Regions from separate parts of the Homo sapiens genome. Here region 2 is linked to region 1. Evidence: chromatin contacts called from ENCODE Hi-C or POLR2A ChIA-PET data. All regions are on one chromosome and are shown on one strand. The core of a region is the stretch at or near the end of the contact, and the rest is flanking DNA. Distances in the headings are between cores, read along the strand shown.

Region 1 (4,047 bases), core at 764-3,263:
GTAGCTGCAGGGGAACGTGGCAAGTAGGCTGATGGGAAAGCAAGAGGCAGGGAGGGGTGAAGGGCGCTTTATCCAGGAGTCTTTTTATCTGGTTTTGTTGCAAGGAAAGCCGCCTTAGCTGCCTACTACTATTTTGGTTGTCTTGAACCAAAACACATATTCTGGCCAGGCGTGGTGACTTATGCCTGTAACCCCAGCACTTTGGGAGGCCAAGGCGAGTGGATCACCTGAGGTCAGGAGATTGAGACCAGCCTGGCCAGCATGGCCAAACCCCGTCTCTACTAAAAAATGCAAAAATTAGCCGGGCGTGATGGCAGGTGCCTGTAATCCCAGCTACTTGGGAGGCTGAGGCTGGAGAATCACTTGAACCCGGGAGGAGGAGGTTGCGGTGAGCTGAGATTGCGCCACTGCACTCCAACCTGGGTGACAGAGCGAGATTTTGTTTAAAACAAAAACAAAAACAAAAAAAGCATATTCTTTTTGTTTGCCTCGCTTTTCACACCAGAAGAGTTAGGCCAACTGGCAACCCACACGTAGCTACTAAACTTAAAGATGAACAGAGGACACTTCTTAGGGACAATTCCTAAAGTTTGTTTTATTTTTTTGGCAGTTGTGCCTGTCAATAGGTGACATTTGCTTATGTATTAACCAGTGATCAGTCTCACTGTTCAAACAGACTTTTCACGGCAGACTCCTGAGCTGAGGTGGGGAATAAGCAGGAGAAGAGACAAAACTGGAATATTTATCTTCAAAAGTTCATGTAAATGTTCCCTTTAATCCCACGACTGGGCAAATACACGAAGAAAAGAGTAGACGCCGTGCAGAGAAGGTGAGCGTATTTACATTCTGATTTCCAGATTGAGAGGCTGGAGAATGGTGGCTATGCTTGAGGTCTCTGCCCAGACCTGCCCACTCCAGGGGCTGTGTGTGCTCTGCTGGGGGACCCAGAGTGTGACACTAGCAGCCTTCCTACAGCCGCTGCTCAGCTGCGCCAGGGGAAACCAGGCACTGGGGGTGTGGAGAGGAGGACCTACCTGCCTCTGATCACACCCCTCTTGAATCTATCTTACCCCACAGTTCTACATTTTAATTTCCGCCGAATAATGCTTTCATTAAAACACTGGGCAAAAGTCATCTCTGGTTTTCTGAGTTTGTTTTGTTCTTAGCCTGGCATCCAACTCAACTCTGCAGGTTTTTCTTTCTCTGTATTGTGGGCCAGGCTTCCTCTGTGGCTCCAGGGGGTTGCATCTGACTCATCAATGGAGTCTCTGCCCGCTCCCCTCTGAGTGTAGCCTCAGCCCATTTTCCACCCGCCCCAGGGCAGGGCCGAAGCCTTGAAGGCTCATCCTCTGTATTTCATGTCCTCCATGAAGACTGCTCAGCCCGTACACAGCCAGCTTGTCCTGGAATCCGAGGGTATCTGCAGCAAGGCCATTGCTCTTAAATGACTCCCTTCCACCTTTGGTTCTTTTTTTATTAATAATTCCTTCCTCAGGCCATAGAATCTCCAAAAACAGATCAATGCAGTCTGGTGCGGTGGAAGGGGTACTGATTTTACAGTCAAGAAGACCTGACTTCTAATCTGCCACTGGTATACTATGACACGTTGGGAAAGTTTAACTCTGGAGCTCAGTTCTACCATCTCTGAAACAAGACTGAAAAATCCTGACTTCACAGGCTTGTTGTGAGGATTTCGGAAGATACAGTACATGAAACTTCTAGAACATAACTGGCACTCAATAAATGGTAACTCTCCCAACAATAATTATTACTCCTCGTAATAATTACACCCTGCCTGAAACGGGTGCCTAGTGGTCGCAGGTGCTCCGTAAATGTCCTGCAACAGAGCCAGTCTCTCAGCTTAACAACAGAAATCAAATGTCACTCTCTCCAAAAGAGAAGGAAGAGTAGCAAAAACAGAGGAACACCTGGGTGGCATTTAGTGTAGAAACAGAGGGAGCAATTCTCTCCGAGGCCCGGCGGTGATGAGGGCGTCCGGGAAAGGTTGGAAGTTCAGGGTGGAATGTCTGGCAGCCTCTGTGTCAGTTATTAGCTACAGGAAGGGCAGCTGTGCTGGGCGGAATGCTGGCGGCGGTCAGCAGGCAGGCAGAACACAGCCAAGTGGACACCAGGTGAGAGGAACTGTGAAAGGCCCAGACTTTTTAAAAGCCAGTGAGGAAGTGGAGGTCAGAGCAGGGGTCACAGGACGGGGTCACAGGCAGGAGGAGGAGAAGGTTAAAGCAAACCACAAGGAGCACCCGACTTTATAACACATTCAGCTACGCGGGAGAAAAGGTGGAGAGGAACCCAGGGGCCCCTAGGGGAGCCTGTGCGTCTGGCCATGCTGCATAAATAACAATAATAATAATGACGATGAAAATAATAGTCATAGTGTCCGGGCATGGTGGCTAACGCCTGTAATCCCAGCACTTTGGGAGGTCACGGCGGGTGGATTGCATGAGCCCAGGAGTTCAAGACTAGCCCGGGCAACATGGTGGAAACCTGTCTCTAATTTAAATTTTAAAAAAGAAAAAGAATAATATTAATAGTAGTAGTGTCACAAGAACAGAAGTCAAGAATAAAGCCTGGGCAACAATGCGAGATCCCACCTCTACAAAGAGTATTTTTAAATTAGCTGGCTGTGGTGATGTGTGGCTGTAATCCCAGCTACTCGGGAGGCTGTGGTGGGAGGACTGCTGGAGCCCAGGAGTTCGAGGCTGCAGTGAGCTGTGATTGCACCACTGCACCTCAGCCTGGGTGACAGAGTGAGACCCTGTCTCTTAAAAGAAAAGTCAAGAAGGCCGGGCGCGGTGGCTCACACCTGTAATCCCAGCAATTTGGGAGGCCAAGGCGGGCGGATCCCCTGAGGCCGGGAGTTTGAGACCAGCCGGGCCAACATGGTGAAACCCTGTCTCTACTAAAAATACAAAAATTAGCCAGGCGTGGTGGTGCACGCCTGTAATCCCACCTACTCAGGAGGCTGAGGCAGGAAAATTGCTTCAACTCGGGAGGCGGAGGTTGCAGTGAGCCGAGATCGTGCCACTGCACTCTAGCCTGGGCAACAGAGTGAGACTCCGTCTCAGAAAAACAAACAAACAAACAAACAAACAAACAACTGTGGTCTTTTGGGGTGGCTCTTTAGAGTGGCCAGGCCAGTGTCCCCCATGTGCCTGGGTGGGTTTGTGCTGAGGCAACACTGGGAAGAGAGAGGCACCTGGCACCCTCCTCACCCTGGAAACTCAGCCCTCTCCCCAGAAGGCCAGGCCCCTACCTGGAGAGAATTCACTCCCAGCCTGAGCTGGTGCCCAGCACCGGGCTGATGAGGCACTGCTCTGCAGGAACACAGAAACGTGGAAAGAATCAACTGGAAAGAAGGCAGCAACTGTCGGAAAAGAGAACGGTGTGAAGAGAGACATCTGGGGGCCAGAGGGAGCAAGAGAATCAGGAGAAGGTGGCCTGGAAGGGGTGGGGGTTGGGATGAGAGAAAAAAAGGACTGGTCTAGAAGCAGGAAATTAAAAGGAATGAAGACTGCAGGTGACGGGGCAGAGAGCTGGACGGCAGCCTAGTGAAAGGCAGGTTCCTGGGATCTGGGGTCTAGGATCCAGGCATGAGCACCTGGCTGGGCGTCAGGTGGCCGTGGAGCAGCAGTCACGGCCACAGGACTCTGGTGAGGCCGCCGCTTGGTCAGTGGAGACCGCATGTGAGACCTCACGGCCCGGCCAGGGCGAGTCAGGTCAGAGTGGCTGGTGAGGCTGTCCCAGTGCTGAATAGCAGCACTGCCCTGGTAAGATTTACCCAAGAGACTTAGACTCACCCACACTAGAACTGATCTCTTATCTGTTGAGTGCCTACTGTGTGTCGGGTCCAATGGGTGCAAAGACGTATACCTGGCTCTTCCTGGGTCTGCGGGTCTCATGAGAAAGGCAGAAAAATCAACCCTATCTCTACCCACGCCCAACACAAACACGAAACTCTGCAGATGATAGCCGTTCCTTAGAGGGAGTGTGTAAAAACTCTGCCGCTATTGTCGCTTCCTGCACAGAAAG
Region 2 (4,047 bases), core at 301-2,800, 210 kb after region 1:
TCCTGAAGGCCATTTCGGCACCCGGGCTTCCCAGGGGGCTGTCGTCAAAGCCAGCCGCTCCCTCTGCTAATCCTGCTGCCCAGCTCCCTCCCACAAATGTTGATCCCATCAGTGCTCCTCATACGCATCCCGCATACAAAAGCCCCTCCGAGGCTGCTCCCCAGAGAATCCAACCCGTGCCTCAATGCCTCTATGGAGAAGAAAAAGAAATTCAATTTTCAAGGGAAGTGGTACAGGTTAAGCCAGATGGTTAGAAAAATTGCTTTCATTGTTATCTTGGGAATTTTCCTCCTCCAACAGATGGTTAAAGCTCAACCTAGGAGAAGGCTGGGCAGCTCAGCCAAGGTGGTCATTTGCGTGGTTCCAATCAGATAAAGGAGCACAGAAGAACTCTCAGGGAGGCACACTGAGCTACGTGGTCAGCCTCCAATCTCCTTTGAGCAAGGTGAGTGCTGTCCTGACCCACTTTAAAGCCAGCTCATTAGATATATTCCCATTCAAATCTAAGTCTAAGTTCATGTCTGTCTCTCATCAGTCTGTTTCATCTCTCTCTCTCATACACACACACACACACACACATCTACCCCTAAAGATGTTCCATGTCTCTTTCTCTTCCTTTCCATAGAAAACTGAGGCCTGATTACAGTGGTATTAGTCAGTTACATGTTCATAAGTGATAAAAGATTAAGAAGAAATAGGATCACCTTATTAATGTACATCCCAAGTCGTTGCTTCAAGGACAAACTCTCCGTGAGCCCATCCTAAATATATCTCCCATAAACACAACCAGTTCTTCTTCCTAAAGCTCTCTGTCCATTTCTGGCAAGAAAAAAGTACCAGAGAAAATCCTGTTTATAAAACAAAGCAAAACAAAAAATGGCTACTCTTGGGCTCTTTGATTGGCTGACAAAAGAAAATGGTAAAATGAGTCTTCACCTTATCGTCACCCCTAGAGATGGCCAAGTTTGGAATGAGTTTAGCAACATGAATCCTACACGAGCTAGGAGTGAATCCAGAAGCAGAGAGGAGGGTCACTCTTGGACACAGGACCTCAAATTATCCTGTTCAAATGACCCAAGGGAGTACAGAAACACCTTGGAGGGTCTCCTAAATTCACCTGTTCATAGATACAAAACGCTTATCACTGAAACATACTCTAAACCACTAGCTGTTAATTCCTCAGGACATAATAAATTTTTTTTAATTGTGCTTGTGGATTTCAAACTAACCAAATTGGTTGACAGAACTGTTCTACCTTTGATGTCAATTCAGTTCCCCAACTACTGTTTGAAATGGTTAAAATAAAAACAACAACAAAAATAATAAAGAGTCCTTATCACTGCATTCAAAATGCTTTCTCAAAGATTTCACCCTCCTGGCAGGACTGTCTAGATGGAAAGAGAATGTCGTGTCTCTTCCCAGAATAAACCGTTGAGACCACATTACCTTCCAGTTCAAGCTCCTTTAAGGATTTGAAATTACTTGAAACAACTACTCAGCAGCTTCAGTCTCTTTCTTACGCTGTCTTTCCCTGCTCAAGCACTTGGTTCTAATCAGACCACTTCCTTCCTGCTGCTTTGGTTTTTATTACCAAAGTTCTTCAGTCCTTTTCACCACCCCATATGCTAAACAATTTCCACTTTGAGAAGCACATTCTCAGAGAACTCTGAGGATAAGCCAAGCTCAGCTAAAGATCTTCAATAATGAATGAAACTGTGAAGAGCTACAATTTGTCTTAAGCGGCTTTCACCTTCTTTCTGTATCTTTTTCCTTCTAAAGAGCATGCATCTACTTTTCTCAGGAATTAAGCATTCTCATTCTTTCATTGATTCTCCAAACAGGAAAAGTAACATGATAAATAAGTCATATTTGGTGTAGGCCTCTATGCAGAAAAAGCTAACACAGCAGGCCTAACTGCTTTTTTCTTTTTTCTTTTTTTGAGACAGAGTCTCACTCTGTCTCCCAGGCTGGAGTGCAGTGGCACAATCTCGGCTCACTGCAAGCTCCGCCTCCCAGGTTCACACCATTCTCCTGCCTCAGCCTCCTGAGTAGCTGGGACTACAGGTGCCCGCCACCATGCCTGGCTAATTTTTTGTATTTTTTTTTTTTAGTAGAGATGGGGTTTCACTGTGTTAGCCAGGATGGTCTCAATCTCCTGACCTCGTGATCCACCTGCCTCGGCCTCCCAAAGTGCTGGGATTACAGGCGTGAGCCACTGCATCCTGCTTTTTTTTTTTTTTTTTTTTTTTGACAGAGTCTTACTCTGTCACCTAGGCTGGAATGCAGTGGCGTGATCTTGGCTCACTGCAACCTCCGCCTCCCGGGGCGTGAGCCACCGCACCCTGCTTTTTTTTTTTTTTTTTTTTGAGACAGTCTCACTCTGTCGCCTAGGCTGGAATGCAGTGGCATGATCTTGGCTCACTGCAACCTCCGCCTCCCGGGTTCAAGCAATTCTCCTGCCTCAGCTTCCCGAGTAGCTGGGATTACAGGCGCCCGCCATCACACCCAGCTAATTTTTATATTTTTTATTAGAGACAGGGTTTCACTATCTTGGCCAGGCTGGTCTCGAACTCCTGACCTCATGATCCACCTACCTCGGCCTCCCAAAGTGCTGGGATTACAGGCATGAGCCACCGCGCCCGGCCCTAACTGCTTTTCTTAACAAGGCACTGCTGCCAAGGTTGGCCCTTCCCTGGCTGGCATCCTGGAGCTTGGATTTTGGGAAGGACCCGCCATTAACTGGTAAGAGTGGCAATCTGTGCCTAAGCTGTATCAATGCTCTGTTTCATTAACACCTGGTTTCCTTCTGGGAGTCTGGGATGTGGGTACATGCCAGACAGGGTGCCTATGTGACCAAGACCCTCAAAAAACCCCGGGCACTGAGTCTCTAATGAGCCTTCCTGGTTGGTAATATGTCGCACGTGCTGTCACAACTCATCGTTGGGGTAATTCTGTGCACCCTGTGGGATTCCACTGGGAGAGGATGCTTGGAATCTTGCACCTGGTTTCCCCAGCACTTCAACCAGGAGCCTTTTCCCTTTGCTGATTTTGCTTTGTATCCTTTTGCTATGATAAATCATAATCATGAGGATAACTACAGTCCATTCCCGCTATTCACAGTAATTATGTTCCATAAAGTCACCATGAACACTGAATTAGCAAATACTCAACTGATGTTCCTGAGGGAGACATGTACCTCTATCTGTACATACCCCACACAGATCATAATATTAAATCCTAAAAACAACTCATCCTGGTAGATTCCTTTTTTTTTTTTTTTTCAAAAGAAAAAACAAAGTTCTGAAGTGTTACATAACTTGCCTGAGGCTGCTCCACTAAGAGGAGCCAGAGGTGGGATTTAAGCCTGTCTGTCTGGCCCCAGAGCCAGAGTGTCCACTGGTCATCCCTCTCTGAGGCCGAAACAAAAGGCAGGGCATCACCTTGTTCAACCTCGGCTGGGAATGTGCTTGTGGGGTGAGTCAAACCTTTTGCCACTTTATCCACGTCCATGAGTAAATGCGAGAGTACTGCTAGTATTCACTTGGGGGTTTTAAGTACATTTTAGTGGGTAGGTGAGTATAAGCTGAATCCTTTGAGTCCTCCTAGCAAACCACTAAACCTGGAGGTTGTCTTGGGGACCCCCACCGTAGCCTCCAAGGAGAGACCAAGATTCCCCTTCCTGCAGAGGCACTGAGGAGGAGAAACAGTATGACTAGGGCCAAAGTGGCAAGAGGTAGAGCTTCCAGAGCAACCTGCTCTTTGCATCTGTGATTACTTTGGCTGTTCCTTTGAGGTTCTCTTTGGCCTCTCTTTTTGGCTTGCTTTTTTGAAGTCCCTTCTCCAATTCAGCTGCTACAGCTGGATGGGCCTGTGGTAGCCTCCCTCTTGGAGGTCAAATAGGAACAGCGGTGAATGAAGTTCAGGGGAAAGGAAGCCGGGTGAGTCACCCAGGCCAGCTGTCCCAGGGCCTGAGGAGAGATGGCCTTTTCCTTGACAAGTGTTTCCACAGCTTTTCCTTGGAAAACCCTCATCCCTTTCTAGTTAGAT

Evidence for each region. Hi-C counts contacts between places; a loop is a spot of excess contacts on that map. ChIA-PET counts read pairs that join two places held with the same protein, here RNA polymerase II (POLR2A). Pooled maps may share reads with other maps.
Region 2: a loop to region 1 is called in a map of dorsolateral prefrontal cortex, with 2.3 times the contacts of the local background. The contact joins two enhancer-like sites. A Hi-C loop is called at or near these places in 2 of 168 maps with a recorded cell type or tissue (both dorsolateral prefrontal cortex) and 3 of 50 pooled maps. POLR2A ChIA-PET finds 5 or more read pairs at or near these places in 1 of 52 experiments (activated CD4-positive, alpha-beta T cell).

What each region holds. Positions count from the first base shown.
Region 1 is chr17:9,257,543-9,261,589 of GRCh38, forward strand. The region is part of intron 7 of STX8 (syntaxin 8); the gene reads right to left. Among named protein-coding and RNA genes, the nearest start is that of NTN1, 240 kb to the left of the region's middle. RefSeq lists an enhancer at 410-1,001. Within about 2 kb of position 2,014, at least 4 of the 41 ENCODE cell types and tissues checked have a DNase peak (open chromatin) inside an H3K27ac peak, as active enhancers do.
Region 2 is chr17:9,468,806-9,472,852 of GRCh38, forward strand. All of the region lies in intron 6 of STX8 (syntaxin 8), which reads right to left. Among named protein-coding and RNA genes, the nearest start is that of STX8, 100 kb to the right of the region's middle. Within about 2 kb of position 1,551, at least 3 of the 41 ENCODE cell types and tissues checked have a DNase peak (open chromatin) inside an H3K27ac peak, as active enhancers do.